Regions from separate parts of the Homo sapiens genome. Here region 1 is linked to region 2. A link is an interaction called in ENCODE POLR2A ChIA-PET data of the cell type or tissue named here. Cell type or tissue: Caco-2. All regions are shown on one strand. Each heading gives the region's core, and the rest is flanking DNA. Links, peaks and the distances in the headings are about the cores only. Region 1 holds the start of MIR375 (microRNA 375). Region 2 holds the start of LOC105373882 (a long non-coding RNA gene).

Region 1 (8,316 bases), core at 317-8,316, 110 kb before region 2:
TTTCCTTCACTCAGGAAACCAGAATTTCCTGGTCTGCAGGCAGCACTTCTCTAGGGAAGGTTCTAGAGGAAAATGTGACTGGGAATTGGGCAGGACCAAGAGGGCAGCAAGAGGATCAAAATGGGGGAGTCTCTTTAGCCTCTCACATCTTTTTTTTTTTTTTTTTTTTGAGACAGAGTCTCGCTGTGTCACCCAGGCTGGAGTGCAGTGGCGCCATCTTGGCTCACTGCAACCTCCACCTCCTAGGTTCAAGCGATTCTCCAGCCTCAGCCTCCTGAGCAGCTGAGACTACAGGCACGTGCTACCGCATCTGACTAATTTTTGTATTTTTAGTAGAGACGGGCTTTCGCCATGTTGGCCAGGCAGGTCTCAAACTTCTGATCTCAGGTGATCCGCCCGCCTTGGCCTTCCAAAGTGCTGGGATTACAGGCATGAAGCACCACCCCCGGCCGGGCCTCTTGTATCTTAAGCAAGGATCTCTCTTTTTCCACAGAAGAGAACATGCTGCACAGCCTGTGAACCTGCGAGGAAGTACAAGGTGAGGCGGCGAGCCCCAGGCCCATCTTCTTGGGACAACTTGGGAGGGTCCTTGCTTGCTCCCAGAGAGACCTCCAACCCCTGGACCAGACTCCCAGAAAGGAGGGATGAAAGTGCCAATGAGTGGGGTCACACGCTTATGTGGCCCAAAGAGCCTGTGGGGGAACTAGGTCAAGGGACCCCATTGGTGATGTGAATGTGGTGCCCAAACCCTTGTCATCCATGTCCCTCCCTTCCCAAAGACACTGCCTCCCATCAAGAACCAGCAGTCTGTCAGCCGGCCTGCCAGCTGGAAACTGCAGACCCCAAAGGAGGAGGTGTCCTGGCCCTGCCCCCAGCCACCCTCGCCAGGCATGCTCTGCCTGGGCCTTACTGCCCGAGCCCATGCCACCGACTACTTTCTGGCTAACTTCTTCTCAGAGTTTCCCTGCCACTTTTTGCACCGGTAAGCTCTTGGGAAGGCAGGGGTCACCTTCCTCTTCTCTCTGTCCCCTCTTCCACTCCAGAGCAGGGGCTGCCCAGACCCAACCCATGGTGAGGGGTGGAGCATGGGCAGCAGCAGTGGGGCTCATTGAGCGCCTCTGGGCCCAGGATGCCCCATTACTGCTTAGGCCCTTTTAGGAGGGGGACAAAGCAGCCAGAGCCCCCTGGGGAACACACCTAGGCAGCCCCTACCCCTCTTTGTTCCTTCTTTTTCCAACTGGGAGTCTCTCTAGCTCCCGTGCTAACTCTGAGGGTTTGAGCTTGGTTCTCTGAACCCAGTAGCACTACATTTGGGTTAAGGCTGGGAGTGCCTCAAACTCATCTGTGTCCTCATCACTGGGCAGCTACCACCACTGCTTGTGCCCCCAACCCCAGCATGGTGGCTTGCCCAGGCCACTCAGAATGTCATGGCTGCCACAGGGAGCTGCCAAAGAGGAAGGCCCCCAGGGAAGAGTCAGAGACTTCTGAGGAAAAATCCCCTAACAAGTGGGGCCCTGTTTCCAAGCAGAAGAAGCAGCTCCTGGTTGACATTCTCACCACAATAATCAGGTACCAGCTCACACCCTGGGCCCTCATTGCCACCTTCGCATCCCTCCAGCTCATTCAGCCAGAGCCCCTTACATTCCAGCACTCTTCCTTTCTTGAGAAATAGAACTTGGTGGGGCATGGAGGTTCTTGCCTGTAATTCCAACACTTTGGGAGGCAGCAGTGGGCGGGTGGCTTGAGCCCAGGAGTTTGAGACCAGCGTGGGCAACATAGCAAGACCCCATCTCTACAAAAAATACAAAAATTAGCTGGACATGGTGGTGCATGCCTGCAGTCCCAGTTACTTTGGAGGCTGAGGTGCGAGGATTGCTTGAGACCATTAATTAGCTTAATTAACTGAGAGGTTGAGGCTGCTGTGAGCCATGATCACACCACTGTACTCCAGCCTGGGAGACAGAGCTTTTTTTCAAAAAAAGAAAAGAAAAGAGAAAGAAAGAAAGAGACAAAGACAGAAAGAGAGAAAGAAAGAAAGAGAGAGAAAGAAAGAAAGAAAGAAAGAAAAAAGAGGAGAGAAAGAGAGAGAAAGAAAGAGAGAAATAGAGAGAGAGAGAAAAGAAAAAAAGAAACAGAACTTCTTTGCAAGATCCCACCACGGTCCCCCCCCCCGGCCCCCCCACCCCAGGACAGTGGGGCTCTGATGGAGCTGGCTGGAGGGATTCTCAGGTCTGGATCCTGAGTTCTGCCCCATTCCAGGGCTGGCAGATGAGTCTGGAGCCAGTCCACTATCTCCCCAGGGTTCCTGCCCATCATGTGTGTGAATCTGACCTGCCCTGCCTCCAGCATACCATGTTCGCTTCTAAAAATCCATGAGGCTCAAAGATGTCTTCCTTGAAAGAAGGGACAGGAGGAACAACTGACCAAGGGCTCCCCTCTCCCCACCTAGCAGCCCCTTTCCCACCTAGAACCTAGCTCTGAAGCCAGGGCTCCCCAGGGGCTTCAGGGCCCCTCAGCAAGGGCCTTCTCCTTCTCCCTGCCACCTAGGGGCCTGCTGGAAGACAAGAACTTCCATGAGGCTGTGGACCAAAGCCTGGTGGAGCAGGTGCCGTACTTCCGCCAATTCTGGAATGAGCAGTCAACTAAGTTCATGGACCAGAAAAACAGCCTGTACTTAATGCCAATCCTGCCTGTACCCTCCAGCAGCTGGGAGGATGGGAAGGGCAAGCAGCCGAAGGAAGACAGACCAGAGCACTATCCAGGGTTGGGAAAGAAGGAAGAGGGGGAGGAGGAGAAGGGTGAAGAGGAAGAAGAAGAGTTGGAGGAGGAAGAGGAGGAAGAAGAGGAGACAGAAGAGGAGGAGTTGGGCAAGGAGGAGATAGAGGAGAAGGAGGAGGAGAGGGATGAGAAGGAAGAGAAAGTGAGCTGGGCGGGCATCGGGCCCACACCACAGCCTGAGTCCCAGGAGTCCATGCAATGGCAGTGGCAACAGCAGCTGAATGTCATGGTGAAGGAGGAGCAAGAACAGGACGAGAAGGAGGCCATCAGAAGGTGAGCAGCCAGGCCCCAGTGAGGACGGGAGGGAGGCGAAGTGCAGAAGGTTCCTAGGAGGCAGTGGGATGCCAAGGATGGCTGCTGCCTGTATGCACATCTCATCCTAATTCAGTGCTTAGTGAGGTCATGTTGGTAGCTTAAGGCCTCTGTGGGAGTATCCGCCCGGCACCAACACTGAACTTTATTCTTTTTTCTCTAAGAACTAGTTGTTGACATTTACCAACTTACCAGGAGAATTGTTATAGTCTGCAAAGTCTTGTAAATGGGCTTCTAGAGCCAGAAAAGGACCACCTGTCTTGCAGGTGGGACTTCCCGCCGGGGCTGCCCTACAGATGATTTATGTCATTGTAGGGATTCCCTAGGCCCCACCCAGTCCCTTCTGCGCCCTCTCATCACTTCCCTACCTTTCTCTAAACTTGGCCCTGAGATGCCTACTACATCGCCTGGGTTTGAATCCCACCCCTTAAACCAGCAGCATATTTGGCAACTTGGAATCTTTTAGCCACACTTGGAACGTCCGTAACATTGAAACAAGAATGCCCCATAGTGTAGTGGATGAGGGGAGTCGAATGGGAATCTCCGTAGAGCTCGCGGCACAATGTACCGCACGGACAGGCGAGCGAGGAGGCGCGCGGGCACTGCGGCCGCCCTCATGCTAGCCCCCGCCCCCTCGCAGGCTCCCGGCCTTCGCCAACCTGCAGGAGGCGCTGCTGGAGAACATGATCCAGAACATCCTGGTGGAGGCGAGCCGCGGGGAGGTGGTACTCACCTCGCGGCCACGCGTCATCGCCCTGCCGCCGTTCTGCGTGCCCAGGTAAGGGCGCCGGGACCAGCGGCCGCGCAGACCGCGCGAGAGGGGCCACGGGGGCAGCCAGGCTCTGCCCGAAGCCTCGCCCCCACGCCTACCTGGGACTTTTTGTCTTCCAGGAGTCTGACCCCGGACACGCTGCTGCCGACGCAGCAAGCAGAGGTACTCCACCCGGTGGTGCCACTTCCTACCGACCTTCCGTAAATGCCCGCGCCCAGCCTCTCCGACATGCCGCTAGGGGTCACGCCTGGCCCCCTCTCCACCGCCAGTAAAAGCATCTAGTCTTTTTTCTGTATCTACCTTGACTTTATTTCCCCGACGAGGGGGAACGCGCGCGCGAGCTCTGAGAGGGAAGGATGGCAGGGAGCAGCCCGGGCGGACTGCAGAGGCGCGGCGGGAACTTAGGGCCCGGGAGGATGCACCTCTCCGCCCACACTGCAGCTGGACTGAGACCTGGCCGCTAGCTGCCGGCCGCTGGACCGGGTCTGGCCAGTGGAGGGCGCTCCGGACGGGGCCTGGCTGGCCTTTGCCCCAGCGCACCTTGGTGCACAGTAACTGAGTGCCAGGCCTGGCCAGCGAAGCAGGTGTCCACTGGGCAGGGCGGCCACCCCTCACCTTTCCGCGCCGCGCCTGCTCGGAGGCTTAGCACCCCCAGGGCCAGCCCCTTAGCATTTGCCGAGCTCCGAGTGCCCAAGAGGCTGGGGAGGAAGAACTGAGGCACGCCGCGGAGGGCCAGGAACTAGGCTGGGGCGGGTCGAGGTCACCACTGGATTTCGGGCCACAGACCCTGCTAAGCGACTCCCACTGTGAATCAGTCCTCAGACGAGGATGGATACCCACCTCTCGGTTCCTCCTAACCCCCGCCCGGGAGCTTCTGTCCTCTGCTTCTCGGCTCCTCCCTCCCAGAGGCAGGTGGGTGGAAAAGTGACATCTGGTGTTGTTCCAGAGGCGCCCAGGGTCCCCAGCACCCTCCCCTCCGCCCCCGCCACCAAGGCCTCGGAGAAGCTCCGGTCTCAGAGCCCGGGCGGGGGAGGGGGGAGCGCTCCGCCTCCATGAGTCAATATTTGCCCCGAGCAAACGGGCGCCTGGACAGGTGTGAGTGTGTGTGTCTGGGGGCGGGGACTGAACAGGCAGTATAAGAGCACACGGAGCCCGGGCTCCGGGACAAGCTCCAAGGCGTGGGCTGGGGACGAAGCCAAGCTAGGCTGGGCCGGGCGGAGGGGCCAGGAAAGCCGGGCGGAGGGTGGCTGGGAAAGGAGGGGCGGGCCAGGTGCGCACCTGCGGTGGCCGCCGCGGCCGCCGACGTGTCAGCCGCAGATGCGTTCAGGTGAGGGCGGAGGCTAGCGGGGCGCTGTGCAGCACTGAGCTCGCGGAAGACCAGGACCAGGAGATCACCGAGGGCGACCGCCAGGCCCCGGGCCCTCCGCTCCCGCCCCGCGACGAGCCCCTCGCACAAACCGGACCTGAGCGTTTTGTTCGTTCGGCTCGCGTGAGGCAGGGGCGGCCTCTCAGCACCAGCCCGGGGGCCGGCCTGATCGCCACGCAGGCACCTGCCGCCGCCACCGCCACCGCCATCTCAACCGTACGGGTGGGAGAGGCTGTGCGCCGCTCCAGGGGAGATCCGGCTCCCATCCGGCCCCACCCGCCCTGCCTTGCCCTGCCCGCAGCTTCTGGGCTGCCAGGCTCCATTCTGCGTCGTAATACGGGCTGAGCCGGCTCCAGCGGGTGGCGAAGGGGGCCGTGGCCCAGAACAGAAACCCTTCTGGAGGTGGAAACCCGGATTCTAGTCCGCCTCTGTCCCCGCGACTTCTATGGCCTTGGGCAAGTCATTTCCCGGCCTCTTGGTTTTCCCATTTGCTCAGTGAACGGTTGGTCTGGCCTCCCGCAGGGGCTAGGCCCTCCCCAGCCTCCTGTCCCGGTTCCTGGGCTCCTGGTCATGCTGGGGAAGATGCAGGCCCTCACGGAGTTGGAGCCAAGGCTGAGGTGTGGAAAATCTGGGCGGGGGAAGCTGAGGGCCACCATGGAGCCTCAAATCCACTCCTCGGATCTCTGTGGTGCTGCTGACATCCTGAGATGTCACTCCCTGACACTCCCTTGGTCCCTCTTTCAGTCTAAAAACGTCTGAGACAGTCAGACTGACTGAAAAGGACAAGCCCCCAGGCACAGCGGTTCACCACCTTCCTCAAACCTCAGAATCCCACATCCTCGCTTCCATCAGCTGGGGTGGGGTAGGTAGGTGGCCCTCAGCTCAGGCAGAGGCAGCCCCGGGAGATGGGAACCAGGGTCAGAAGTCCCTCCAAACTGCATGTTCCTAGAGGTGCTGGATTGTCCCCTCCACCACCACCCGCTCTAGTGCCCCTATGTCACCCAACTACCCAGAGGCCCCAAAGGATCTGCTGAGCCCGAGTCCGTGGCACAGAGAGAGAAGGGGGAGGGGCGAGATGGCGTTGGACAGATCCCAGGCAGGTTTAGGGAGAGGGTGGACTACAGCAGGGCTCTTCGTGGAGCAGCCCCAGGGGCAGGGGAAGGTCCTTGGGTCCTGGGCTAGGGTGTGTGCAGCCCTCTCCTGGCCCCCCTGACCAGGCTCTGTCCTGGGCCAGCCCTTTACTCTGCCTGGCACTGAAAGATTTGCCTGTCAGGGGCCTGGCATGGTCCTGGTGCACCTTCCCTGTGTCTTTGAGGGCTTCCCCTTCCCTCCCCAACCATGTCAGGGGCCAGGATTCCACATCCTGGGTTTGCACAACAAAGAGATCTCTGCTTGGAATGACCCCCTCCCAAACACACACACACACACACACACACACACACACACAGCCTTGAGGGGAGGGTGGTGAGAAGGAGGCAGCCACCCAGTGGGCGGGGATCTTTCCTGGTGACTGAGAATTACTGCCCCTTCACCCCAGGGCCTAATTTCCCCAGTCCCCCACCCACTATCCATCCTAAGACTGCAGTTGCTGGCCATTACCAGGGATCTGGCCTCTCATCCAGGTCCCTCCTCCGCTGCTCCGCTGCCACAGGGCGGGGTCTCCCAGTGCCGGGCAGGCCTGCAGGTGCGGGGCTGCATGGGGAGGGGGGCACTCAGCAGCTGCTGTACGAGGCAGGCCCCCTCCCCCTCCTGCTCAAAGCTGGAGCCTGCTTCCTGTCGTCCCTGTCAGCACCCTGGGTGGGGGAGGGACCAGGTAGTGGGGGAAGTGGAAAAGGGATTGAGCGGTTGGAGTGCAGCAGCTGAGAAACAGCAGAAGAGAAATGGAGAAGGATGAGAAAGAGACCAAGAGCATAGGCTGAAGGAAAGAGGGGTGTGAGAACACAGGGGAGATCCCAGGGGCTGCAGAGGCTGCAGACCCTAGACTGTGAGAGCGAGACCAGAGGCAGAGATGACCAGAGAGAAACCAGGGAAGAGGAACAGAGAGAGACACATGGAGACAATTCAAGATAACAAGAGATGTACGCTGAGAGAGATTGGGGATGTGGATTCATGGGGCTAGGGCTCAGGGGACCAGAGGCGGGAGGCATCGTGTGTATGGAGAAAGGGGGAAGCTGCAAAACAGCCCCATCCCACCCCAAACTAGGGTGGGAATTAGCCCCAGCAAAGGATAAAGAGGTGATTTCTAGGTGGCAGACAGGTTTGGAGGTGGGGGGAGGGTGATACCCTTATCTTGGAAGCCCATCTCCTCCCATTAAAGGACAGAATGTGAGGGAGGGGCAAGGCCCAGGCCGTGGCTGGACACCAGGGGCCAGTGAGGGGCACAGATCTGACTCCATCTCTCTGAGTTTCCCTCTTGGCCACAGATGGACAAGCCAACAGCTATGGCAGCTGCCCTGCCCCCACCCACCCCAATTATTCTGGCCTAGCCTTGGAATTTCTGGGCTTAGAGGCCGCCCAGGGTCTGTGTGACAGTGGAGGGACCTGGGAGTGGAGGCACTGGCTGGCAGGGGGGAGGCTCACACCCAGGTGCTAATCCCCATCCGGCCAAGGCAGTACCAGAGCCTCACTGACCTTCTTGGAGATTAGTCCCCATGGAGACCATGGCAACTCGCCCCCTCATTCTGGCTAGGCCAGACGGGTGGGTGGGTGGGGCAGGCATACGCTGGATAGGGAGGGGAAGGAACCTTCCAGAGGCATCACAGGAGTCAAGGCTGGGAGGCCCCTCCAGGACCCACAGCCAGCTTAGTTTATAGGTAAAAAACAGAGGCCTTAAGAGGGGATTGACTGACCAAAATCCCCAAATGGCGCCAGGACAAGCACCAACTCCAGAAGCCAGGTCCTCGGCTCGGTTCCCAAGCATTTTTTCCTAGAGAGCAGAGGCCTGAGCAAGAACAAAGGAAATTGGCACACTCCTCTCTGACCCTCCCAACCTTCCCAAACTGAGGTCATGAACTGAGGAGTGATTCAAATAGGGTGAGGCAGGAAGGCGCTCCGTCCTGAGCACTAGGCTGGCTTCTGCCAGGAACCA
Region 2 (8,264 bases), core at 265-8,264:
CTGGATCCTTTGGTTATAAAGGACAGCATTGGGCCAATTGATGAAAGTCCAGTAAGGTCTGGGGGTTATATTGAACTAATGTATCAATGTTCATTTCCTGATTGTGAGCATTGTGTTAGATTATGAAGGAGGATGTCCTCATTTGTAGGAAATATATATTAAAATATTAGGGAGTCACCGGGCTCGGTGGCTCACGCTTGTAATCCCAGCACTTTGGGAGGCCGAAGTGGGTGGATCACGAGGTCAGGAGATCGAGACCATCCTGGCTAACACGGTGAAACCCCGTCTCTACTAAAAACATTAAAAAAAATTAGCTGGGCGTGGTGGCGGGTGCCTGTAGTCCCGGCTACTCAGGAGGTTGAGGCAGGAGAATGGCGTGAACCCGGGAGGTGGAGCTTGCAGTGAGCCGAGATCGCACCACTGCACTCTAGCCTGGGAGACAGAGAGAGACTCCGTCTCAAATAAAATAAAATAAAATAAAAATAATAAAATAAAATAAAATAATATAAAATAAAATAAAATATTAGGGAGTAATGAGGCATCATGGAGGCAACTTACTCATAAGTGGTTCAGGAAAGGGGGAAATTCTTTGTATATCATTGTAACTTTTCTATACCGTTGAAATTATTTCAAAAGAAAAAGACAAGGAAGGAGTGAATGAAATCCCTGAGGCAGTGGAGAATGAGAGGAGGTTGAGGCAGTGCAATATCAACCACTGACACCAAAGGGTTCCATATGTGTAAGGAGAGGGCAGCTAATAATGTGTAATATTGCAAAAAGACAGAAGAGAATTTTTAAAAAGGTATTAAACTATTTACAAATTTTCTACATTATTAATCATGGCAGCATCTTCATACATGTGCAATGCAATGGAAAATAAACCCATTATTCATTCACAGACAATACTGAATGTGCATATGGATTTGGCTTCCGCATGGAAGCAATTAACAACTTCTTGACTTCCCTGGGCCCTGGGATTCAGAGATTGGAAACCTGTTCTCACTACAAACCATTACAGTTTTAAAAAGAAAATCACAATGACATAATTATATTAGCTCTTGTCAGGAGGCCAGGTCCCCCAATTCCTAGTTTTAAACGGGATCTTTTAAAAAATTTAGTGTATTCTGGCCAGGGGCAGTGGCTCAGTCTCTGTAACCCCAACACTTTGGGAATTGGAGGCGGGAGGATAACTTGAGCCCAGGAGTTCAGAGACCAGCTTAAAATACAAAGCGAGACTCCGCCTCTAAAAGAAAAAAAAAGACGGTCGTGGTGGCATGCGCCTGTAGTCCTGTAGTCCCAACTACTCGGGAGGCTGAGGTGGGAGAATCGCTTGAGCTCTGGATGTCGAGGCTGCAGCAAGCCTTGATTGCACCACTGCACTCCAGCCTGGGCGGCAGGGCGAGACCCTGTCCCAAACAAAATTACATAAATTGAGTTAAATAAAATTTAGTGCAATCTAATGATATAATTTGATGCTCACATTTTGGGAGAAAATAATCTGTATATAGAATTATTAATGTGCCCAAGTAACACACGTTCCTTATAGACAAATGGAAAATGCAGATAGAGAACAAATTTTAAGCCACCTATACACCCACCATCCAAAAATAATTTGTTAGCATTTTGATGTCTATTTGAGACTTCTAAAATGCAAATCGCATGTATAATTTTTTGCCGTTAAAGAGGGACCCTGCCTTGTGCTATTTTGTGTCTTGCATCTTCTCCTCCACCCCCCATCCATTTAGAGCAAACACGGTCTCAGGAACTAAATATATTTCAAACGCCTCATTTTTAAGGACGCGGCGAGGAATTCCATTGAGCAAATGGGCGGTGACTTATGTAATCATGTTCCTATTTAAGGACTTTTACGTTGGGCGCGGAGAGATAGTGCCGCAGAACCTGCGGGACGAAGCTGAGACAACTGGAAAAATGGGAGGTTGGTGGACAGCTAGCTAGGTCGCTGAGCTGGGTTTTAAGCACACAGGGACGGAGGAAAGAGGGCCAGCAAGGCCGCGGCCGGCGGAAAGCAATGGGCCCGTGAAGTCGGATTTGGGCGCCGTGCGAGGCAGAGGGCGGGTGGTTCCCAAGTCAAAGGGCAGCGGATGAGTTGAACCCGAGACCCACCCAATTAACTGGGGCTACGCGCCCCAAGGCCCGAAAGCTGATGCGCCGCCGCCTCTCACCAACAGAGGGCGCTGTGTCCTCAGCAGTTCGCGGTGGGCGGCTCCCAGCTGCTGGCCAGATGTAGACAGCTGGACCGCGGGAGGCGCGAAGCCCTACCCGAGCCCCTGCAGACCCGCAGGCGGAGGAGGGATGGGCGAAGAAGGGACGGCAGGGGGCAAGGGTGGTGGCAGAGCACTCCACTGTCGCTGCTCTGCAGACTCCCGGATTGCCTTCCCCTGTAGGGCAGAAGAGGGGCGCCTCCCACCCAGGCGGGACGTTTTCTGATACCCACCAAAGTGCAGTCTGGGCTGCCCGCGGCCCTAGGCTGCCTCAGCATGACCGAGAGGGGTCCACAGGGCGGGGCGCAGGGCCAGGAGAGACCCACGCGGCAGTCTGCAGCCGGAAAGAGAGCTGGACTTTAAGGCCTTGAACTTGTGGAGAATCCAGCCCTTAACTCCAGATGTTCTAACATCCACACATACACACAGACCGTTTCTGAGCTCTTTCTGCTCTGGGTGCGGTGTGCAGTGGAGGAGTGAGAAACTGAGGCACAGCAGGATGGAGTACTGAGCAGACCCCTTCTCCCCATATTGTTTGGGGCGGAGAAGCTGCGCTAGAATCAGAAGCTCCAGTGAAGGACCCCGGGGCCAGGGACAACCCCAGGGACCCTGCCCCCTTGACCTGCCCGCTGTCCCCACCCCTGGCCGCTCCCCAGGCTCCGGTAGGGGTAATCAGCTGCTGCGTGCTGCTGCAATTGGCGGCGCAGACCCGGCCTGGCGGAGGACGGGCGGGCGGCGCAGGGGCGGGCGAGGGGCTTAATTGCAGGGCTTTGGCCAGCAGTCTGGGCTGCAACTCCACTGGGGGGAAGGGAGCGGGCCCCTTAGCTCTTCAGGCCCGGCTTTGGAGGAAGCCAAAGGCCTTTGGGTAGGTAGCCGGGGATCCCTTCCCCGGAAACTGGGGTTTCGTGGGTTGGGGGGAGGTTGAACCCCAGCGAGGGTGAAAGGAGGAGGAGCGGGATGCCTCGGGAGAGCTGCGGGGGTGGTGGGGGCAGATTCCAAACTCCCCACCCAAACCCCAGAAGCCCTGGTTAGTCTAGTCCGAGACTCCTCCCTCATTCTGACCCCCCTCCCCTTTCTGCTGCCTCGGTTACCCCCCTTCTTGTATCCCCAGGGCGCTCCCACCCTGGGGAAGAATGTGCCCTCCTTGCGCACCCTTGCCATGGTAACGGCACACCCCCACCCCCGCGCACCGCAGCGGCCCGGCCTGGCCCCGCGGGCGGCGAGAAAAGGTGGGGGGGCGGGCGCCTCCCAGCCCCGAGGACACACCTCGGCTGCCCTGGTTACCACAGTAACCGGGGGCATTCCAAAGTGCGCAGCCGCGAAGTGGCAAAGGGCTTCCTCACCATCCTATACCTCCCAACCCACCAGCAGGGGTTAGCCGCTCCAGGGAGAGACCTCCTATGCGCCAACCCTAACTTCAAGGACAAGGTCCAGAGAGGAATCATGGGATGTCCCAGCTTCCATACACCGCGAGCCTAGGGAGCAAAAGCATCTGGGGCCCCTGAAAGCCTGGCACCTGAAAAGGGATACCCCAGTCGCCAGCTTGTCCTCCTCCCCAACCGGAGCCCGAGGGAGGCGCTGGCAGCAGGAAGCCGGGGAAGGGCCCGGAGGAGCGCAGGCCCCACAGCCGAGCGGTGATTACAGGGACCTGTCCCTCCCGCCCCCAGCTCTCACTCTCATTAAGTCATTTTTTCCCCTGTTGGAAAGTCCCTGTGCCTTGAGGGCAGGGGCTGGGGCGACCGCAGGCAGCTGCCGGCAACCACATGAGAAGTGGGGGGAGGAGGAGAGAAGGGGGCTGTGACTAGAGCCTGGCCACACTCCAACGTGGAAGGCCCCCTGCCAGGGGCTAGCTGGGGGCACATTAATTTGGGGGAAGTAGGGGGAGCTCCGGGATGACCCTGACCTTGTTTCTCACCGGCCGGGGCACTCCTACAACTCCAAGTCTACCTTTGAGTGCCTCTACCCTGGACCTTGAGTGACTGCAAAGCGGGATGCCTGCGTTCTGATCTCACCCCAGCCTGGCTGCCTCTCCCTGACCCTTAACCCCACCACTGCCTTCTAATCTGTCCACCACCCTCATTCTGTTAGTGCCCTTCCTCCTCCTACTTTTCCCTCCTGCAAGGAGGTAACCTAGCATCCATCAGGTGACAGTTGTTGGTGGCAGGGGAGGTCCTCTCCTTCTCTGAATGATCTCTACCCACCTTCTGTTCTCATTTCCAAGTCTCACCTCTGATCTTTCCCAGGCTGTTGGCAAGTTCTTCCTCCCATCTAAACTGCACCCTCCCACTTTATTCCAGCCCATTTCCCCTATTTCCTGTCAGTTTATTGATCCCTGCCACACCCTTCATCCAGCATGCATAAGCTCAGTGCCATTTGGGCCCCATTTTCCCACCCTCCATCACCTCCACATTTTCCTAATTTAGGTCCCTTATCAAGTCCCATACAACCCCTTTCAACCGTGGGCGTCACCTTTGGTCCCAGAACTCATCAGCTTCTGGGCTTCACAAGTTAGGCTAACACATATCAGATCACCTTGACTTATGTCATTAAAACATGTGTCCTCCCTACAACTCCGGGTCCAGCCCCCTGCCCCACCCAACCACCCACCCCTCTCTCTGCATTCAACACATGCTCTGCAGCATGGCTGCTCCCACCTTCTTATCCCAGTCCTGATCCTCTACCTCTCATCTTCAGTCTCCCCTCCCCCAGCTTGGTCATCCTCCTTAAGCCTTGAAGGCAGAGGAGGGTTAGGCCAAGGCTAATGTTGCAGTGGACACTGCTGGGCATGGCAGCACCCCCTCAACCCTAGGCCTCCATTTCCCCCACCTCTTCTCTCCTCCTCCCTGGGATGGGAGGGAGGAAGCGGGTGGAAAACCCAGCCCCCACAGCTCTCTCCTAGGTGATCAAGAGGAAAGGAATGAGGCAGGTGTGTCTGGCTGCTCCTGCCTACCCCTCCTCCTGGGGGACTCTCACCCGCCCGCCTGTGGGGCTGTCTTTTGGGGGATGGGGAAAGAAACCCTGTCCTCCAGAGAAGCAGCAGAGCTGAGCATTCGGAAGCCCCTCTGCCACAGGCATGCCTGCGAGCTGCTGGCATTTGGAGGGGAAGGAGATGAGGGGCAAGCTCATGGAGGCAAATCTTCCAGCTGGTGGGCCTACTGGGGTGTATCACTAAGAGGCCCCCATTTCCTTCTCACTTCTACTCAGGGGTAGGGAGACATGGATCAGGGGTGGAAAGTATGGAGGATTTGTGCTGGCTGATCACTGGGGAAAGGAACAAGTCTTCATCCTTGCCTGGTTCATCAAGAGGGGTGCTATTCTAGGGTAAATTGAGGCAGCCAGCGGGATCCTCAAGTGTGAGCAGCAAGAGGCCTGGATGCAGTAGGTAAAGTGTTCTTTCCCTGAGATCCTGACCTCACTCCCTTCTCCACCGCCCTCCTCCTTGAGGGTCTGTTCCAGAAAACATCAGATCCGAGAGCGAAGGAGAGTGCAACACTGGACCCAAACTGCTCAACAGTGTCCTCACAGGGACATGAGGGTGGGGAAGGATTGCTGACCTGCTAAGGAGCACCCTGATATGGGGATCTGGGAGCACAAGAGGCCCAGGAAGAATGTGCCCCCTGCACCTTACTTACATACCCTGCCTGGACTCAGAGAGACCAGAATCCAGACAGTGAGTCTCCGGGCCCTCCTCCGCCACCCTTTTCCCAGCCGCGCCTCCTGGCCCCACCTGCTCCCCGGGGCGCTGGGCTGGGCTGAGCTGGGTCTTGCCCAGGATTACTCCTCTGAGTGCCTCCTGTCTCTGCAGACAGTTGCTGCTGGGCACGGCCACTCGTCCTGGCTTGTGGCAGAGGGCTCAGGCACAAGGTGGGCGGTTAGAGCTCTGGCACCAGAGCCCTTCTCGACATCCCCACTGCTTACAACCAGTCCAAGCCCCATCTCTGACTTAGAAGATGGTTGTTATTCCTCACTGGCTTACCAGCTGTCACCTCATCCCCCTTCAGCCAGTTCCCCATCAGCGATCCATGTGAGACTTGGACCAGGACACTCCCCTGCTTAAGGATCTCAAGGTTCCCATTCCTCTTTAATAAAACCCCAACTCCTTACTTTGGCTTAGAGAGACACACGATGTGACCTTTGCCCACCCTCTGAACACCTCTCCTGCTAGTCTGTCCCTTGATTTCTTCACTGCAATCACAATGGCCCCTTTGCTGTTTCTCCAGCAGGCAGAGATCTTTCTCAGCTCACACTTTCTGCCTTCACATGGCCTCTGCCTGGAATGCCCTTACCCATACTCTTTGCATGGCTTATGATGCAGGTCCCAGCATAGGTATCACAACTCACAGAGGCCTTCCCTGAAAAAACAGTGGCTTTGTCTGAGGAGCCCCACTCCCCATAAATCCCCCTACACCCAGCAGCCTGCACACAGCATTGTCTGAAATGACCTTGTTTGTATATTTACTTGTTTATTGCCCATGCCTCCCCCCAGCAAGAATGTAACCTCCAAGAGGACAAGTGTTGTGTCTCGCTTACTCACATCTGTGGCCTCAGTGCCTTGCATTGCCACCCCCACGCACCCCACCGCCCCCAGAGTGCCGCAAAGAGAGTGCAAAATAAATATTTGTTAAATGAATGATGAAGGGAATGGTGGAGGAGGCTGTCTGGGCCCTTTATGGAATTACTTCAGCTCAGTTATGTCTATTTCTTTTTTTTAATCCTCCTCTCTCTGCCCGTCAGCTTCCATTCATTCCCCACCTCCCATCTCCAGGGAAGGGGTGAAAGGATGGAGACAGACTGACGGGTTGCCTGGCTGAGGCTTGTTTTAGGGTGTGGAGCAACCCCCAGCCCAACTGAACTGTCTGGGCTTCGGGGAGGGAGGAAGAACCCAGTCAGTCCTAGAGCCCACAGAAGTGAGTGGTGGGGTTCAGACAGGCCTGGACTGTCCGGCGATCACAGACCTCAGAGCTGAGGGGTTCCTATAAGATCATGTGGTCCAATCTCCTCTTCCCAAGAGCCAAGGCGATGCTGCCTTGCCAAGACCGTAAGCCTCAGAGGGCCAGGCTCCAGGAGGGGACCTCGATCAGGGCCCAGGGGACCCCGGGCCGCTCACTTGCAGACGCTGACCCACTCGGTGATGCGGCACTCTTCGCAGACCACGAAACAGCACCAGTGGAAGCGGCAGTGGCAGCGCTCGCTGCGCGTCTGGCGCAGGATGTTGTGGCCGCGGCCGCAGCACATGCTGCCGCAGCCATCCGAGCCGGCGCTGCTCTTGTTGCACAGGCGGCCCACGGTGCCCGCCGAGTCCAGGCGCGGCTCGCGCTCGCAGAAGTCGGGAGACTTTTCGAAGTAGACCAGGTCGGCGGGGCTGGCCCGTCGGCGCGGCCCGGGAGCGCCCGGAGCCGGCGAGGGTGCCCCCGCTGGGCCCGGCTCCAGCTGGCCGCCGTTGCGGTTGTGCGGCCGGATGAGCGTGGCGCGGTGGAAGCGGCTGCGCAGCAGCGCCCCCACGGTGCGGAACTCGGGCGTCACCTGCCAGCACGTCTTGAGCTGGCAGCTGCCTGACGTGCCGTGGCACTTGCACTTCCGCCGCATGTTCTCCATCACTGCCTGCGGAGGGAGGCACCGTGAGGGGTGACACGGCGCGCAGCCCCACTCCCCTCCCAGCGCTTAGCCTGGCCTGCTTCTGAAACCCACTCCCATTATACAGAGGCAAACGCTGAGGCCGGGAGCGAGGGTCCCACAACCAGGCAGTCAGAAGAACTTCTGTACCTGCTCTTCTGCCTCTGCCTCTGCCTCTCCCACCCACCTCCCACCAGGCCAGGCCCCGGGGGAATTCCCACCTGCCGGCTCCCCTCCTCTCCTGCCCGCCTTTCCAGCAGCTGCAGGGGGCCCTTGGGGCTGGAGGCTCTTGCTTCCTGAAGGGGGATCCCAAATAGGCAGGGAAATTCCCTCTCCTGCCACCCCTGGGGTAGGGGCCAGGAGCAGGAGGGTGCTGGCCCCGCTGTATCTCGCTCCAGGCCGTGTGTGTGTGTGTGTGTGTGTGTGTGT

Evidence for each region. Peaks named below come from ENCODE experiments on the same cell type or tissue, not always from the same donor. Only the 100,000 strongest peaks of a DNase experiment are listed, where the experiment ranks them.
Region 1: POLR2A ChIA-PET joins it to region 2 with 14 read pairs; 5 of 35 experiments call an interaction of 5 or more read pairs at or near these places.

The regions. Positions count from the first base shown.
Region 1 is chr2:218,998,687-219,007,002 of GRCh38, reverse strand. CFAP65 (cilia and flagella associated protein 65) reads left to right here. Exons shown (of 35, transcript NM_194302.4): 30 at 494-538; 31 at 780-982; 32 at 1,441-1,569; 33 at 2,548-3,051; 34 at 3,731-3,868; 35 at 3,982-4,157. The coding sequence ends at 4,066. MIR375 (microRNA 375) reads left to right here and starts at 5,295; the gene lies at 5,295-5,358. CFAP65-AS1 (CFAP65 antisense RNA 1) reads right to left here and starts at 4,788. Exons shown (of 3, transcript NR_046086.1): 1 at 4,703-4,788. RefSeq lists enhancers at 4,722-5,016, 6,459-7,442. In Caco-2, for the core only: a CTCF peak has its summit at 4,343 (motif pointing right); DNase peaks (open chromatin) are centred at 3,779, 4,387, 4,892 and 6,942; H3K4me3 peaks cover 2,061 bases.
Region 2 is chr2:218,892,333-218,900,596 of GRCh38, reverse strand. WNT10A (Wnt family member 10A) reads right to left here. Exons shown (of 4, transcript NM_025216.3): 4 at 6,669-7,823. The coding sequence ends at 7,326. LOC105373882 (a long non-coding RNA gene) reads left to right here and starts at 3,572. Exons shown (of 3, transcript XR_923916.3): 1 at 3,572-3,856; 2 at 5,679-5,892; 3 at 6,028-6,120. RefSeq lists silencers at 2,855-2,974, 3,265-3,534, 4,996-5,290, 7,484-7,693 and enhancers at 3,795-4,274, 7,264-7,343, 7,774-7,843, 7,874-7,953, 7,455-8,037. In Caco-2, for the core only: CTCF peaks have their summits at 2,190 (motif pointing right) and 7,727; DNase peaks (open chromatin) are centred at 3,466, 3,916, 4,246, 5,126 and 4 weaker places; H3K4me3 peaks cover 3,291 bases.